2 separate regions of the Homo sapiens genome follow, and region 1 is linked to region 2. A link is an interaction called in ENCODE POLR2A ChIA-PET data of the cell type or tissue named here. Cell type or tissue: OCI-LY7. All regions are shown on one strand. Links, peaks and the distances in the headings refer to the core of each region. The heading gives the core; the rest is flanking DNA. Region 1 holds the start of LOC124904107 (U6 spliceosomal RNA). Region 2 holds the start of ARL5C (ARF like GTPase 5C).

Region 1 (8,435 bases), core at 344-8,343, 310 kb after region 2:
CAATTCTCCTGCCTCAGCCTCCCAAGTAGCTGGGATTGCAGGCACCTGCCACCATGTTCAACTAATTTTGTATTTTTAGTAGACAATGGGTTTCGCCCTGTTGGCCAGGCTGGTCAGGAACTCCTGATCTCAGGTGATCTACCTGCCTTGGCCCCACAAAGTGCAGAGATTACAGGCATGAGCCACCATGCCTGCCTTTTTTTTTTTTTTTTTTTTTTTTTTTTTGAGACAGAGTTCTGCTCTGTCGCCCAGGCTGGAGTGCAATGGGGCAATCTCAGCTCACGCAACCTCCGCCTCCCAAGTTCAAGCGATTCTCCTGCCTTAGCCTCCTGAGTAGCTTGGATTACGGGTGCCCACCACCACGCCTGGCTAATTTGTGTATTTTTATTAGAGATGGGGGTTTCACCATGTTGGTTACAAACTCCTGACCTTAAATGATCCACCTGCCTCGGGCTTCCAACGTGCTGGAATTACAGGCGTGAACCACCAAGTCCAGCCCTAATCTAATTATTATTATTATTTTTTGAGACAGTCTCACTCTGTTGCCCAGGCTGGAGTGCAGTGGTGCCATCTTGGCTCACCACAACCTCCACCACCAGGGTTCAAGCGATTCTCCTGCCTCAGCCTCCTGAGTAGCTGGGACTACAGGTGTGTGCCACCATGTCTGGCTAATTTTTGTAGTGTTTTTATTTTTGTTTTTGTTTTAGATGAAGTCTGGAGTCTCACTGTTGCCCAGGCTGGAGTGAGTCTCACCCTGTTGCCCAGGCTGGAGTGTAGTGGCGCGATCTTGGCTCACCACAACCTCCACCTCCTGGGTTCAAGCGATTTTCCTGCCTCAGCCTCCCAAGTAGCTGGGACTACAGGCGCATGCCACCATGCCCAGCTCATTTTTTTGTATTTTTAGTAGAGACGGGGTTTCACTGTGTTGGTCAGGCTGGTCTCGAACTCCTGACCTCAGGTGATCCACCCACCTTGGCCTCCCAAAGTGCTGGGATTACAGACGTGAGCCACTGTGCCCAGCTAATTTTTGTATTTTTATTTTTATTTATTTATTATTTATTTTTTTTTTTTTTTTGAGTCAGAGTCTTGCTCTGTCGCCCAGGCTGGAGTGCAGTGGCTCGATCTTGGCTCACTGCAAGCTCCACCTCCTGGGTCCACGCTATTCTTCTGCCTCAGCCTCCCGAGTAGCTGGGACTACAGGCGCCTGCCACCACGCCCAGCTAATTTTTTGTATTTTTTAGTAGAGATGGGGTTTCGCCGTGTTAGCCAGGATGATCTCGATCTCCTGACCTCGTGATCTGCCCACCTTGGCCTCCCAAAGTGCTGGGATTACAGGCGTGAGCCACTGCACCCCGCCTATTTTTGTATTTTTAGTAGAGACGGGGTTTCACTACATTGACCAGGCTGGTCTTGAACTCCTGACTTCGGGGTCTGCCTGCCTCGGCCTCCCAAAGTGCTGGGATTACAGGCATGAGCCACTGCACCGGGCCCATCTAATTATTTTTAAACATGATTTTTTTTTTTTTTAGCCATCTCCTCCTCCACCTCTTTTTTTTTTTTTTTAAGAGACGGGGTCTTGCTATGTTGCCCAGGTTTGTCCCAAACTCCTCAACTCATGTGATCCTTCCACCTTGGCATCCCTAAATGCTGGCATTACATGTGTGAGCCACTGAGTTTGGCCATTATTTTTTTTTTTGAGATGGATTCCTGCTGTCACTCAAGCTGGAGTGCAGTGGCTCAATCTCAGCTCACTGCAACTTCTGCCTCTGGGGTTCACATGACTCTCCTGCCTCAGCCTCCCCAGTAGCTGGGACTACAGGCGCATGCCACCATATCCGGATAATTTTTTTGTATTTTTAGTAGAGACAGGGTTTCATCATGTCATCCAGGCTGGTCCCGAACTCCTGACCTTAGGTGATCCACCTGCCTTGGCCTCCCATAGTGCTGGGATTGGAAGCATGAGCCAACGTGCCCAGCCCTGGCCATGATTATTATCAGTATTCTACATATAAATAAATTATTAAAGGTAGAAAAACGGAAATAGACCAGGTGCTGTGGCTCACTCCTATAATCCCAGCCCTTTGGGAGGCCAAGGCAAGAGGCTTGTTTGAGCCCATGTGTTTTAGGCTACATAGCCAGACCCTGTTTCTACCATTAAACAAGAAAAGGCATGATAGCATGCACCTGTGGTCTGAGCTACTTGGGAGACTGAGGTGGGATGATTACTGGAGCCTGGAAGGTCAGAGCTACAGTGAGCCATGATCGCACCACTGCACTCTAGCCTGGATAACAGTGAGATGTTGTATCAAAGAAAATGAGATGAGGATGTCTTCCATTATCAATTTTATTTTTTTATTTTAAATTCATGATGTGTTTCTGTTTCTATTTTGTATGTGTGTGTGTGCTGCTATATCCATGTACCAGCTGCTCCATATCCATGTACCAGCTGCTCCTATCTTTGACATGAAAAGTAATTTTTACATAGGAAAGCTTTTTAGAAAGAAATCTAATGGCCGGGTGCGGTGGCTCACACCTGTAATCCCAGCACTTTGGAAGGCTGAGGCGGGCAGATCACGAGGTCAGGAGATCGAGACCATCCTGGCTAACACGATGAAACCCCGTCTCTACTAAAAATACAAAAAATTAGCCGGGCATGGTGGCGGGCCCCTGTAGTCCCAGCAGCTCGGGAGGCTGAGGCAGGAGAATGGCATGAGCCCGGGAGGCGGAGCTTGCAGTGAGCCGCGATCATGCCACTGCACTCGAGCCTGGGCGACAAGAGCGAGACTCCGTCTGAAAAAAAAAAAAAAAAAAAAATCTAAAAGTTTTGTAAGGAGCTCACTTATATTCTCTGTTTTATCTTCTCACTCGAGACTGCAGCAGCATAATGTTGAGAATGTGACTTACACATCATTTTTAGTATGTTGTGGGTGGAATACAGAATGCAATTAGTAATGTTGGTTATTTTAATTGATGGGTAAATAAAACTTCTAATGGAGCCAGGATCAGGGCTTGTGTGAAATGACAGTGGACTTGTAAAAGAAGTCAGTGTGCACATAAAGAACATAAAGCTTACATTAGAGGATTTGTCTGTTTTTTTTTGTTTTGTTTTGTTTTTTGTTTTTTTCCCCCGAGACAGAGTCTTGCTCTGTTGCCCAGGCTAGGATGCAGTGGCATGATCTCGGCTCACTGTAATCTCCGCCTCTCGGGTTCAAGCAATTCTCCTGCCTCAGCCTCCCAAGTAGCTGAGACTATAGGTGCTCACCACCATGCCTGGCTAATTTTTGTATTTTTAGTAGAGACAGGGTCTCCTCATGTTGGCCAGGTTGGTCTGAAATTCCTGACCTCAGGTGCTCCACCCACCTTGGCCTCCCAAAGTCCTGGGATTACAGGCGTGAGTCACTGCACTGGCTTTTTTTTTTTTTTTTAAGACAGAGTTTTGCTCTTGTTGCCCAGGCTGGAGTGCAATGGCGTGATCTCGGCTGACTGCAACCTCCACTTCCTGGGTTCAAGCGATTTTCCTGCCTCAGCTGCCTGAGTAGCTGGGATTATAGGCCCCCGCCATCACGCCTAGCTAATTTTTATATTTTTAGTAGAGACGGGGTTTTACCATCTTTCCCAGGCTGATTGCAATCTCCTGACTTCATGTGATCCACTCATCTGGGCCTCCCAAAGTGCTGGGATATAGGCGCGAGCCACCGTGTCCAGCCTAGAGGATTTAGTGTCATTTTGGGAAAAGAATGAAACTTTACTTTTTTTTTTTTTTTCCGAGACAGAGTCTTACTTTGTCGTCCAGGCTGGAGTGCAGTGGCGTGATCTTGGCTCACTGTAACCTCCATCTCCATCTCTGAATCCCAAGTGATTCTCCTGCGTCACCCTCCCAAGTAGCTAGGATTACAGGCATGTACCACCATGCCCAGCTAGTTTTTTTTTTGTTTTGTTTTGTTTTTTTGAGAGTTTTGCTAGTTGCCCAGGCTGGAGTGCAATGGTGCGATCTCAGCTCACTGCAACCTCTGCCTCCTGGGTTCTAGCGATCCACCTTCCTCAGTCTCCCAAGTAGTTGGGATTCCAACTAATTTTTTGTATGTGTAGTAGAGAGAGGGTTTCACCACGTTGGCCAGGCTGATCTCGAACCTCTGACCTCAAGTGATCCACCTGCCTTGGCCTCCCAAAGTGCTGGGATTACAGGTGTGAGCCAGCACGCCCAGCCGAAACTTTTCTTTTCTTTCAAACATGTATTTTGAATAGGAGTGTACTAGCTCAGGTATCAAATGCAAGAGTGAATTCAGCTAATGGTATTTCAAAAGCCTTTCTCATTTGTGGTCTATAATTCTTGATTTCAAGAAGCAAGGCAGCCCACGTCCAACATAGTACAATCTACATGACCATAGCTATTAATGGATATATTTCTGCCTTAAGTAGATCATCTGTATACTTTTCTTAGAAATTTCAGTTAACCAGCCGGGAGTGGTGGATCACGCCTGTAATCCCAGCACTTTGGGAGGCCGAGGCCGGCGGATCACCTGAGGTCGGGAGTTGGAGACCAGCCTGGCCAACATGGAGAAACCCCGTCTCTACTAAAAGTACAAAATAAGCAGGGTTTGGTGGCCCATGCCTGTAATCCCAGCTGCTTGGGAGGCTGAGGCAGGAGAATCCCTTGAACTCGGGGGGCGGAGGTTGCGGTGAGCCGAGATCACGCCATTGCACTCCAGCCTGGGCAACAAGAGCGAAACTCCGTCTCAAAAAAAAAAAGAAAAAAAAAAAAGAAATTTCAGTTAACCATATAGAATTTTTAAAGTCTTCTTTTCTTCTTTCTCTTTTTTTTTTTTTTTTGTGGCAGAATCTCACTGTCACCCAGGCTGGGGTACACTGGCGTGATCTTGCCTCACTGCAATCTCCACCTCCTGGCCTCAGCCTCCTGAGTAGCTGGGACTACAATCACAAGCCATGCCCGGCTGTTTTTTTTTTTACATTTTTGGTAGAGACCAAGTTTTGCCATGTTGCACAGGCTGGTCTCGAACTCCTGAGCTCAAGCAGTCTGCCCACCTTGGTCTTCCAAAGTGCTGGAATTACACGTGTGAGCCACTGCGCCCAGCACTTATGTGCTTGCTCGCTCGCGCGCTCTCTCTCTCTCTCTCTCTCTCTCTCTCTCTCTCTCTCTCTCTCTCTCTCTCTCTCTCTCTCTCTCTCTCTCTCTCTTTCTCTTTTCTTTTTTCTTTTTTTTTTTTGACAAAGTCTCATCCTGTTGCCCAGGCTGGACTGCGATGGCACTATCTCGGCACACTGCAACCTCCGCCTCCCGGGTTGAAGTGATTCTCCTGCCTCACCCTCCCAAGTAGCTGGGATTACAGGCAAGCGCCACCATGCCTGGCTAATTTTTTGTATCCTTAGTAGAGATGGGGTTTCACCAGGTTGGCCAGGCTGGTCTCAAACTCCTGACCTTGTGATCTGCCCGCCTCGGCCTCCCAAAGTGCTGGGATTACAGGCATGAGCCTGGCTTGCCTTTTTTTTTTTTTTTTAACAGAGTTTCGCTTTTTTTAGCCCAGGCTGGAGTGCAGTGTTGTGATCTCCACTCACTGCAACCTCCACCTCCTGGGTTCAACCAATTCTCCTGCCTCAGCCTCCTGAGTAGCTGGATTACAGGCGTGTGCCACCACACCCTGCTAATTTTGTGTTTTTAATAGAGATGGGGTTTCACCATTTTGGCCAAGGTGGTCTTGAACTCCTGACCTCAGGTGATCCACCCGCCTCGGCCTCTCAGAGTGCTAGGATTACAGGCCTGAGCTACCGCACCTGGCCTTGCTCTGTTTTTCTAATAGCCTTGTTCATTTGGAGCGTACTGAACTTCAGGGGAGTCTACATTATTTTTAAAGGCTGTATCTCTATAAGTTCAGTAAACTCCAAATGAACCAGGATTTTCCTAGTAGAATGGGATGCTTGGTTTCCATTTTTTATGTACTTAACTAAACTTTTTTTTTTAGGGAACACTTCACGAATTTGTGTCATCTTTGTGCAGGGGCCATGATAATCTTTTCTGTATTGTTACGGTTTTAGTGTATGTGCTGCCAAAGTGAACAATCAACTACATTTTTTTTTTTTTTTTTTTTTGAGGCAGAGTGTCTCTCTGTCACCCAGGCTGGAGTGCTGTGGTATGAACTCAGCTCACTGCAACCTACGCCTCCCAGGTTCAAACAATTCTTGTGCCTTAGCCTCCCAAGCAGCTGGGATTACAGGCATGTGCCACCATGCTTGGCTGATCTTTGTATTTTTAGTAGAGAGGGGTTATGCCATATTGGCTAGGCTGTTATCTAACTCCTGGCCTCAAACAATCCACCTGCCTCAGCCTTTCAAAGTGCTGGGATTACAGGTGAGAGCCACTATGCCTGCCTCAACTAAATTTTTTTTTTTTTTTTTTTTTGAAACGGAGTCTCACTCTGTCCTCTAGGCTGGAGTACAGTGGCATGATCTCGGCTCACTGCAACCTTCGCCTCCTGGATTTAAGTGATTCTGCTGCCTCAGTCTCCTGAATAGCTGGGGTTACAGGCTTGTGCCACCACGCCTGGCTAATTTTTGTATTTTTCGTAGAGACGGGGTTTCACCATGTTGGTCAGGCTGGTCTCGAACTCCTGTCCTCAAGTGATCCACCCGCCTTGGCCTCCCAAAGTGCTGGCATTACAGGCGTGAGCCACCTCGCCCTGGCTCAACTAAATTTTTGATAAAAGTTTGTAAATAGTGGTGAAATCACTGTTTCTTTTCTTTTTTTTTTTTAAGAGACAAGTTTTCCCTTTGTCGCCCATGCTGGAGTTCAGTGGCCTGTGCACAGCTCACAGTATCCTCTACCTGCTAGGCTGGAGCGATCTTTCCACCTCAGCCTCTCAAGTAGCTTGGACTACAGGCACGTGCCATCATGCCTGGCTAATTTTTGTACTTTTTTGTAGAGATGGAGTTTGACTGTGTTGTCCAGGGTAGTAGAACTCCTAGACACAAGGAATACACCTTCCTTGGCCTTCTAAAGTGCTAGGATTACAGGCATGAGCCACCGTGCCTGGTCTGAAATCATGTTTTAAACAACCAACTTCAAGGGGAAGGAGATAAAGGATTATATTTAAAGTAGTTTACGCTGTTAAAATGGGCAAATTATCTCATTGAAAAATTTAGTGTTTTTTAAACAGTTACAATTTATTTATTTATTTATTTATTTATTTATTTATTTATTTATTTTTTGAGGCGGATTCTTACTCTCATGATCCGCCTACCTTGGCCTCCCAAAGTGCTGAGAGTACAGGCGTGAGCCACCACCCCTGGCGTAAATATTTATAAATTTTATATTTTTTCTTTTTTTTTTGTTTGAGACAGGATCTTGCTCTGTTGCCCAGGCTGGAGTGCAGTGGCATGATCTTGGCTCACTGCAACTGCTGCCTCCAGGTTCAAGTGATTCTCATGCCTCAACTTCCCAAGTGGCTGGGATTACAGGCATGAGCTACCACACTTGGCTAAGTTTTTGTATTTTTAGAAGAGACAGGGTTTCACCATGTTGGCCATGCTGGTCTCAAACTCCTGGCCTTAAGTGATATGCCTACCTCGGCATTCCAAAGAGCTGGGACTACAGGCCGTAGTCACCATTCCTGGTCTATATTCTTTTTTTATTAACAGTATTTTTATTAGAAGTGTTTCCATTACACCCACAGATTCAGTTCAGATTCCAAAATACTATTCATATTCTAAAAGTTTGGCAGTCCTAGAGCTTGGTAGGTTTTTAAATTACACATGTATTATGAAACCTAATTACCACATGTGAATTTGTGTATAGGTATAAATGGGGAACTAGGAAATACTGATATAGTTAGGGTACATCAGCGCTTCCTGGTAGTGACTTTTCAAGTAATGACTGTGATGTATAGTATCTGCTCCCCTATGATAGACTCACTTTGCATGTACCACATGTCCGCAACCCTTTATAATACTGAGTGTCCTATGCTAAAGGTGATAATGTTAAGCATTGTAGTTTTGAGGCTGTCATTAAATTTTCAAGGTTTTTAGTACATTGGAATTTACTGAAACAGGATTTGACCTCTATTCAAATTGTATATCCTGAACTGGTAGGACATAACCTATCAAATACTCATTCTGTCTTGAAATAAACATGCTAAAAATGTAATATTTTAGAAGCAGTATACATTTTTCATACATGTTCAATATCCCTAATCCAAAAATCTAGAAATCCTCCAAAATCAGGAACATTTTTAGCGCTGACATGATACTCAAAGGAAATGCTCATTGGAGCATTTCAGTATTCAGATTTTTGCATTGAATATGCTCATCCAGTATAATGCAAATAATCCAAAATCTAAAAATTTTAAAAATTTGAAACACTCAGGCCGGGTGCGGTGGCTCACGCCTGTAATCCCAGAACTTTGGGAGGCCGAGGCGGGCGGATC
Region 2 (8,435 bases), core at 431-8,430:
TGATTGGTCCCCCTGCCTGTCAGTCTGGTGGGAGGCCCAGCTCTCTACCCTCCCCGCCCGAGAGTCACTTACAACCGGTAGAGAATGGTGGTCTTTCCTTCATTGTCCAGTCCCACGATGATGACCGTGTGCTCTGGAAGCGTCGGAGGAAGGGCAGCGTCAGGGCCAAACCCGAAGACCAAGGGACTGTGTGCCCCCACCAGACCTCCCAGGAAGGAGATAGCGCTCCCCGCAGGCTGGGGACCTCTGCCCACCGTACCGCGTCTGCTTCCCACCCAGCTCCGACACCTGCCCCACTCCGGGACGGTGGAAAAGACAGCTGAGCCCCCACCTCCCTTCACATTCCAGAAAAGTGTCTGAAAGGCCCGGGGCGCTTCGGGGCTTGCCAAGAGACGGTGTTTAGAGAAAGAGCATAACGCGAAGTCACAATCGCAGGAAACTCGCAGCAGCCCCCCATCCCCGCCGCTGGCTCCGTTTAGCGGGGAGAAAGGAGGGTCGCCCAGCTTTGCGTCCTGGGGCGCACCGAAGCGCCGGGACCCAAGAGGAGCAGGCAGGGACGGGGGCAGGGGAGGCCGCGGGGCAGTCGAGGAGCGCCCATATACGACCCTCGGAGCCCGAGGTCCCCCCGTGCGTCCGACCACAGATCAGAGGAGTCCCAGAAGAGGGCGAGATCAAAGCGCTCGCTTGGATGCCCTGTGCGCCCCTTACCCTGGTTCCCGAAGATGCTCATTAACTTGGCGATCAGCTGTCCCATGGCACTTCCCGGGCCGGACAGGTGCAGGAGGGCTCAGCGGCCTCAGGAGCGGAGTCGGCCCTGGTATTCGGAGCTCCGCTCCCCCGGGAGGGTCTGGCAGATTTTGCCTACGAAGTTAGGGAAGCCCCACACGTCACCAACCTGACCTGGGAACCCTCTGGGACGCTGGCCCTTCGTGGGCACTATGGACACCCCAGTGACTAAGGGCTGCCTGTCCCGGGCCCAAGAGGTGCAAGGAATATGGGGGTTCCAGGCTCCAGCCCTCCCCCTCGCCCTGCGAAAACTCCTGAGTTCTCCGGGTGGACTGCTCCACTACCGCAAATCAGGGGAGACTCAGCACTGCGCGCGGAACCGGATCCCAGCTCTCCCTCCTCTGAGTGCCATGTCTAGGGCACTAGACTGAAGCAAAACCCCAGGCGACCCACTTTCTGTACCTACCAGCTGTGTAGTACAGACAGGGCTCACCGATCCTCTCTGAGCTGGGAGAATATTCCAACCCTCCACAGATGTGCAGTTGGTTCACTAGCGTGGGTCTTGTGGGCCCACTCAAATTGCATTCCCCTGGGGAAGGGCAGGGTCTCCCCTTGATGCTTGGCAACTTCTAGGATAAATCAGTACTCCTACAATTCACGGACAAACCTACTGCCCAGGCACAGCTTCCTGATCCCCAAAAGTGGGCGCCTGAAGACAAGGATGGAGCATGAAGAGAGATCCTCCGGCTGGAGACCCTGCAGAGAGGCCCCAGATACCTGGCAGAGGAGTACATGGGCCAACAGAGAACCAGGAGGCCAGGCCTGAGGAGGGAATGGAAGGTGGAGTTTCCTGCTGTTGCTTGTGAATTTCTTTCTTTGCTTAAGCTGGGGGGAAAAAAACAAAAAATCAGATAACAAAAGGAGAAGTCCAAAAGGCAACGTGCCCTCAGGCTGCAGGAATGGTTAGCAGGAGATCCAGCCAACACACCAGGGAGCCAGCTCCTTCCACCCGACTGTACTGCCTTCCTGCAGCCTCCACTAAGGTAACAACCCTCCATTAAGGTAACAACTTTCTAACTGGTCTCCCTGCATCTTCCTCTCCTTTCCCAAGGCATCCTCTCCATGGCCCCTATTAACCTTCCTAAAGCACAGCTCAGGGTCTGTAACTCCCCCAGCTCATAGATCTTCAATGGCTCCCTATTGCTCACTGGATTCAGATCAGTCTCCACTTGACATTCAAGAGCTTCCACGAACAGCCCCCACCTGCCTTCACAGGTTTATCTCCCAGGCTCTGTATCTACTGGTTCCTGCCTATACATGCCTGGCTCTTTCTGATGGTGCCTTTGCTTCTGCATTTCCTCCTTGAGTGCCTTTCACCTTCTCAGAAAGGAGAATGCCTGAGACCCATTAGCTGCCCTGCCATAAAAGCCACCTGCTTCCCCAGCCCTGACTTGGTTCTCCAGCCACATGGGGCTTCTCCCTACACTGGGCTTATAGACGGGCAAGTCTGTTTCCTCCCATCAACTGTGAGTACCAGGGTGGGATTCATATATTGTTAACCAGCATATGACCTCCCCCGCCAGCCCAATCACTCCCTGCCTGGTCCAGAACCCTGCACACAGGAGGAATGTGTTGCTGTCAGACTGATGTAGAATGAGTTAAGCTACAGCCTGAGAAATGGCACTTGGAGTATTAAAAAAGGAATGTGAACACAAGTTTAAGAGGATTGAGGAAGGCTGGGAAGTTTGCGGGAAGAAGAAGGAAAATAGCTGACTAAATACAGACTTTCATCCCACCCTGCTTGGTGCCCAGAGTTAGAAGGATAGAGTTGACTGCCAGAGCCCATCTGGGCTGATTGCATTTCAGCCTTAGGAGAGAAGGAGCCAAGTCTGGGGCTGGGGGGTGGGGCACCAAGGGTGCTGAGGGAAGCAGCAGTGTCTTAAGCATTTTACCATCTGTTTCCTGGGGTTAGTGGGATGCGGGGAGGAACATCTTAGTGCATGCTGCCCTCCCCACCTCCTCTTTGCAGAATTGAAAGTAACACTCTGCAAGCTGGAAACACATTCAGTAAACAGACAAGGAGAGGGCATCTCTCTGAGCATACTCTGGCTCTGGAAGCTGCCTGATTAAAAAAAATAATAATTAAAAGAGAAAAGAAGAAAAAAAAAAGAAAAGAAAATAGAAAAACAGACGAGAAGATCTGCCTCCACTTTGAGGCCCAGGACCTGGATCTTAAGAAGCATTCATTCGTTCATTCATTCATTTGACAAATATGAGCCAGGAAATACATGAAGTAGACAAAACAGACCTAGTCCAGGTGTTTATGTTTTTGTTTTGTTTTGTTTTGTTTTGTTTTTTTGAGACAGAACCTTGCTCTGTCACCCAGGCTGGAGTCCAGTGGCAGGATCGCGGCTCACTGCAGCCTCAACCTCCCAGGCTCAAGTGATCCTCCCACCTCAGCTTCCTGAGTAGCTGGGAGTAGAGGTGAAAGCCACCACTCCCAGCTATTTTTTTTTTTTTTTTTTTTTTGTAGAGATGGGCTTCGCCATTGGTCTCCAACTCCTGGACTCAAACAATCTCCCGCCTCAGCCTCCCAAAGTGCTGGGATTACAGGTATGAGCCACTGCTCCCATTCCCAGTCTGGGTCTTTATGGAGCTTGTGGTCTAGAGAGAGAGACAGATACACACACACACACCCCTCTGAGAGACAGTAGGAAGGCCTGATTTAGAAAGAAAGCAAGGCACCCTTCTCTGAAGAAAATGAGAGGTGAACCTAGCTGGACTTCCTGGGTCGAGCGGGGACTTGGAGAACTTTTCTGTCTTACAAGAGGATTGTAAAACGCACCAATCAGCGCTCTGTAGCTAGCAAGAGGATTGTAAAATGCACCAATCAGTGCTCTGTAAAAACGCACCAATCAGTGCTCTGTAGCTAGCAAGAGGATTGTAAAATGCACCAATCAGTGCTCTGGAAAATGCACCAATCAGCACTCTGTAAAACGCACCAATCAGCAGGATCCTAAAAGTAGCCAATCACAGGGAGGATTGAAAAAAAGGGCACTCTGGCAGGGTGCAGTGGCTCGGGCCTGTAATCCCAGCACTTTGGGAGGCCGAGGGGGGCAGATCACGAGGTCAGGAGTTCGAGACCAGCCTGACCAACATGGTGAAACCCCATCTCTACTAAAAATGCAAAAATTAGCTGGGCGTGGTAGTGCCCACCTGTAATCCCAGCTACTCAGGAGGCTGAGGCAGGAGAATTGCTTGAACCCGGGAGGCAGAGGTTGCAGTGAGCCGAGATCGCGCCATTGCACTCCAGCCTGGGCAACACAGTGGGACTCCATCTCAAAAAAAAAAAAAAAAAAAAAAAAAAGAAAGAAAAGAAAAGAAAGGAAAAAAAAAGAAAAAGAAAAAAGCGCACTCCGATAGGACAGAAACAGAACATGGGCGGGGCCAATAAGGGAATAAAAGCTGGCCACCTCCCAGCCAGTAGCAGCAATGTGCTCGGGTCCCGTTCCACGCTGTGGAAGCTTTAGTTCTATTGCATTCTTTTGCTCTTTACAATAAATCTTGCTGTTGCTTAATCTTTGTGTCCGTGCCATCTTTAAGAGCTGTAACACTCACCGCGAAGGTCCGCGGCTCCATTCTTGAAGTCAGCGAGACCACGAACCCCACCAGCAGGAACCAACTCCGGACACAAAAAGATTATTGGAGCTAAGACAAAATTTTTCTCTAAGATACTGAACTGGGACAGCCCCTTGTCCCTGGACCATGGTGGCCTCAGCCTAGTTCTCTTTAGTGTAGAACAGTGGAAACCTTAAGCCACATGTAGGACCTGGGCCTCTCCCACATCACCTCATTCTGGGACAGAACCCACTGCAAAAACAGGAGCAGCTAGTCAGGGAAGGAAACAAAGGGTCCCAGGTAGCAGAAGTCCCCAGTCCCTCAGTTCCTGCCTGGTCTCAGCTGACTTCATGGTTGTCGAAATCCTCACACATGGACAACCACTAACTTGCTGATGGTGTAGCCAGAGTTAATTGAGAGCTTCTGATTACCAAGAAACAAGAATCTGCCCCCATCTCTCGCTATCTCCAAGCCAGCTAGAAATGCCTTTCCTGCAAGTTCCAGGCAAATGCAATTTCTTTTCTCTCTTTTTTTTTTTTTTTTTTAGACAGAGTCTCCCTCCATCGCCCAGGCTGTAGTGTAGTGGCTCCATCTCAGCTCACTGCAACCTCCCCCTCCTGGGTTCAAGCGATTCTCCTGCCTCAGCCTCCCAAGTAGCTGGTATTACAGGCACCCACCACCACGCCTGGCTAATTTTTGTATTTTTAGTAGAGATGAGGTTTCACCATGTTGGCCAGGCTGGTTGCGAACTCCTGACCGCAAGTGATCCACCCACCTCGACCTCCCAAAGTGCTGGGATTACAGGTATGAGCCACCGTGTCCGGGCTGCAAATGCAATTTCAGGCAGAAGGCACATGGGGCACAAATACACTCAGACACCTGCTTCCTCCTTCTCAAACCCCCAGCCCCCGCTTGCAGAAGCTGATGCATCCTGGGACAAGGGAATTAGCACTGAACTTGGGGGTCAAAGGCACCACAGAACTTGACATCTATATATCTGAGTTCAAATCCTTGCCTCATGGCTGTATAACTGTGGTCAAATAGTTTAACCTCTCTGAACTTTGTAAACTGGAGTTAATAATACCTGACATTGATTCAAAACATCAGACTCTACTCCAGACCTCTCTGTGGAGCTCCAGACCATGTACCCAGCTGTCTTTTCCTCTTCTCTCTCTTTTTTTTTTTTTTTTTTTTGAGATAGAGTCTCGCTCTGTCACCCAGGCTGGAGTGCAGTGGCGTGTTCTCAGTTACTGCAACTTCCACCTCCCGAGTTCAAGCAATTCTCCTGCCTCAGCCTTTGAGTAGCTGGGATTACAGGCGCCCACGACCACACCCAGGTAATTTTTGTATTTTCAGTAGAGATGAGGTTTCACCATGTTGCCCAGTCTGGTCTCGAATTCCTGACCTCAATTGATCTGCCCACTTGGTCCTCCCAAAGTGCTGGGATTACAGGCACAAGCCAGCACGCCCAGCCTCTGCTTCTCTTCTTGAATGTCCCACAGGCACCTCAAACCCACTTTGACCAAAGATGGACTGATCACTTCTGCCCCTAACTTCTTTGTTTTTTTTTACCTGCTTTTGCTGAGAAGACCACCATCAGCAGTCACTCCCTTTTTTTTTTTTTTTTTTTTTTTTTTAAGACAGAGTCTTGCTCTGTCACCCAGGCTGGAGTGCAGTGGTGTGATCTCAGCTCACCACAGCCTCGCCTCCTGGGTTCAAGCGATTCTCCTGCTTGGCCTCCAGAGTAGCTGGAGGCGTGTGCCACTGCACCCGGCTGATTTTTGTATTTTTAGTAGAGACAGGGTTTTGCCATGTTGGCCAAACTGGTCTTGAACCCCTGACCTCAGGTGATCCGCCCGCCTCGGCCTCCCAAAGTGCTGGGATTACAGACATGAGCCACCACACCTGGCCACCTCTCTTTCTCTCTCTTTTTTTTTTTTTTTTCTTTTTTTTTAGACGGAGTCTCCCTCTGTTACCCAGGCTGGAGTGAAGTGGTGTGACCTCAGCTCACCACAACCTCCGCCTCCCAGGTTCAAGTAAATCTCCTGCCTCACCTCCCGAGTAGCTGGGATTATAGGCGCCGCCACCACGCCTGGCTAATTTTTGTATTTTTAGTAGAGATGGGGTTTCACCATGTTGGCCAGGCTGGTCTCAAACTCCTGACCTTGTGATCCACCCACCTCGGCCTCCCAAAGTGCTGGGATTACAGGCGTGAGCCACCGTGCCCGGCCTCACCTTCCTTTCTCTTATCAGCCGCCTCCACTTGCTCTCCAAGAGCTCAAGATGCTAACATTTATTTATTAATTTAATTTCTTTATTGAGACACGGTCTCGCTCTGTCATCCAGGCTGGAGTGCAGTGGTGTGATCATAGCTCACTGCAGCCTTGACTTCCTGGGCTCAAGAGATCCACCATACCTCAGCCTCCCTATCACAGCCTCCCGAATAGCTGGGACTACACACGCAGCTAATTTTTAAAATTTTTTGTAAAAAGGTGGGTCTCACTATGTTGCATAAACTAGTCTAAAACTCCTGGGCTCAAGCATTCCTGTCCCCTTAGCCTCCCAAAGTGCTGGGATTACAGGCATAAGCCACCAAGCCCGGCCATCTAACTGCTAGATCTCTCTGGCCTCTTTGCCTCCCTTCCAGTCCCACTGCTGTGGCGTAAGGCAAACCCTCCTTTCGCACCTGGATTATCACAGCTGTTTCTAAGCTAGGCCTTCCAATCTATGCGCCAAACTGCAAACAAAGCAATCTTGCTAATTGCTTACAATCCTTCCATTTCTGCATACGAGCTTCAGGACAAAGCCCAAACTCCTTAACATGACTCAAGGCCCACTGTGACCTGCTCCTGCCAATTCACCTTGAGAGCACACTTTGGTGGTGAGGTGCCAAGAATATGTCATGCATGTCCCCTGCTTTCTCTGCCTTGAACACTTTCCCCATTTGTCTGCTAACCATGCTTCCAGATTCTACTCAAGCCTCACCTCTGCCAGGAAGCCTCAGCTGACCTCCCCAGGTTATGGGACTAACCCCTCTTTCAGGTTCCCACAGTACCCAATGCTCCCACAGTACCCAGTGCTCCCACAGCAGAGAGCACATTATGCTGTGCTGAAATAATCTATGGCCCCTACGTAGACTTGTGCCTGGTACATAGGAGGTGCTCAATAAACATTTGTTCAAGGAAGAAACACAGGAATGAATGATTCTGTAGGAAGGCAGTGGGAAATGCACTATGCTGGGAGGCAGAGACTAGGCTCTCATCAACTTTGCCATTGGCTCCCCCAGGGAACTGGGGTCAGCCACTTGACCTCTGGGCCTGCCCAGTTTCCCTTTCCTTTGATCCACTAACTCCTCATCTGTAGGGTCTTGGGGGATGTCTTTTGCCCTACACACACACACACACACACACACACACACACACACACACACTCACTCATGTTGGGCCTCAGCACTCAGGTAGCGGACTCAGGAATTTTAGTCCTCCACGGCGACCAGCACAAAAAACAAGAACCAGGGTGGGCACAGTGGTTCATGCCTGTAATCCCAGCACTTTGGGAGGCCAAGGTGGGTGGATCACCTGAGATCAGGAGCCTGGCCAACATGGTGAAACCCTGTCTCAACTAAAAATACAAAAATTGGCCAGGCGTGGTGGCAGGTGCCTGTAGTCCCAGCTACTCGGGAGGCTGAGGCAGGAGAATCACTTGAACCTGGGAGGCGGAGGTTGCAGTGAACCGAGATCGCGCCACTGCACTCTTCAGCCTGGGCGACAAGAGCAAAACTCCATCTCAAAAAAAAAAAAAGAAAAAGAACCAGGAGGGAGGGGAAATAGTTTGAGGGTACTGTGTGAGGCAGGACACAGGTGGTTGCAGTAACTGTCAGAAGTCCACATCCTGCCAGCTGGGGATGGGAGGAATGGGTACACTCACCTGCTGACTTTCAGTCTGGGACTGGCAGAATCCCTGATTTTCTCTGACCTGCCCCCACAAGTAGTCTGCCTCCCTGTCCCCAAAGCTGGTTAGCAGGAACGAGGGGGGCATTAGTGGAGCCAGAAGCTCAGCCCCTCCCTCTCCTGAGGTGTTGGGGCACAGTG

The links. ChIA-PET counts read pairs that join two places held together with the same protein. Peaks named below come from ENCODE experiments on the same cell type or tissue, not always from the same donor. Only the 100,000 strongest peaks of a DNase experiment are listed, where the experiment ranks them.
Region 1: POLR2A ChIA-PET joins it to region 2 with 6 read pairs; 2 of 35 experiments call an interaction of 5 or more read pairs at or near these places.

The regions. Positions count from the first base shown.
Region 1 is chr17:39,476,516-39,484,950 of GRCh38, forward strand. The region is part of intron 2 of CDK12 (cyclin dependent kinase 12); the gene reads left to right. LOC124904107 (U6 spliceosomal RNA) reads right to left here and starts at 6,073; the gene lies at 5,971-6,073. In OCI-LY7, for the core only: no CTCF peak of the experiment used is centred there; no DNase peak of the experiment used is centred there.
Region 2 is chr17:39,165,007-39,173,441 of GRCh38, forward strand. It overlaps ARL5C (ARF like GTPase 5C), which reads right to left and starts at 1,155. Exons shown (of 6, transcript NM_001143968.1): 1 at 709-1,155; 2 at 73-133. The coding sequence starts at 754. RefSeq lists enhancers at 1-783, 784-1,585. In OCI-LY7, for the core only: no CTCF peak of the experiment used is centred there; DNase peaks (open chromatin) are centred at 2,105, 2,725, 5,245, 8,215 and 1 weaker place; H3K4me3 peaks cover 2,919 bases; H3K27ac peaks cover 6,326 bases.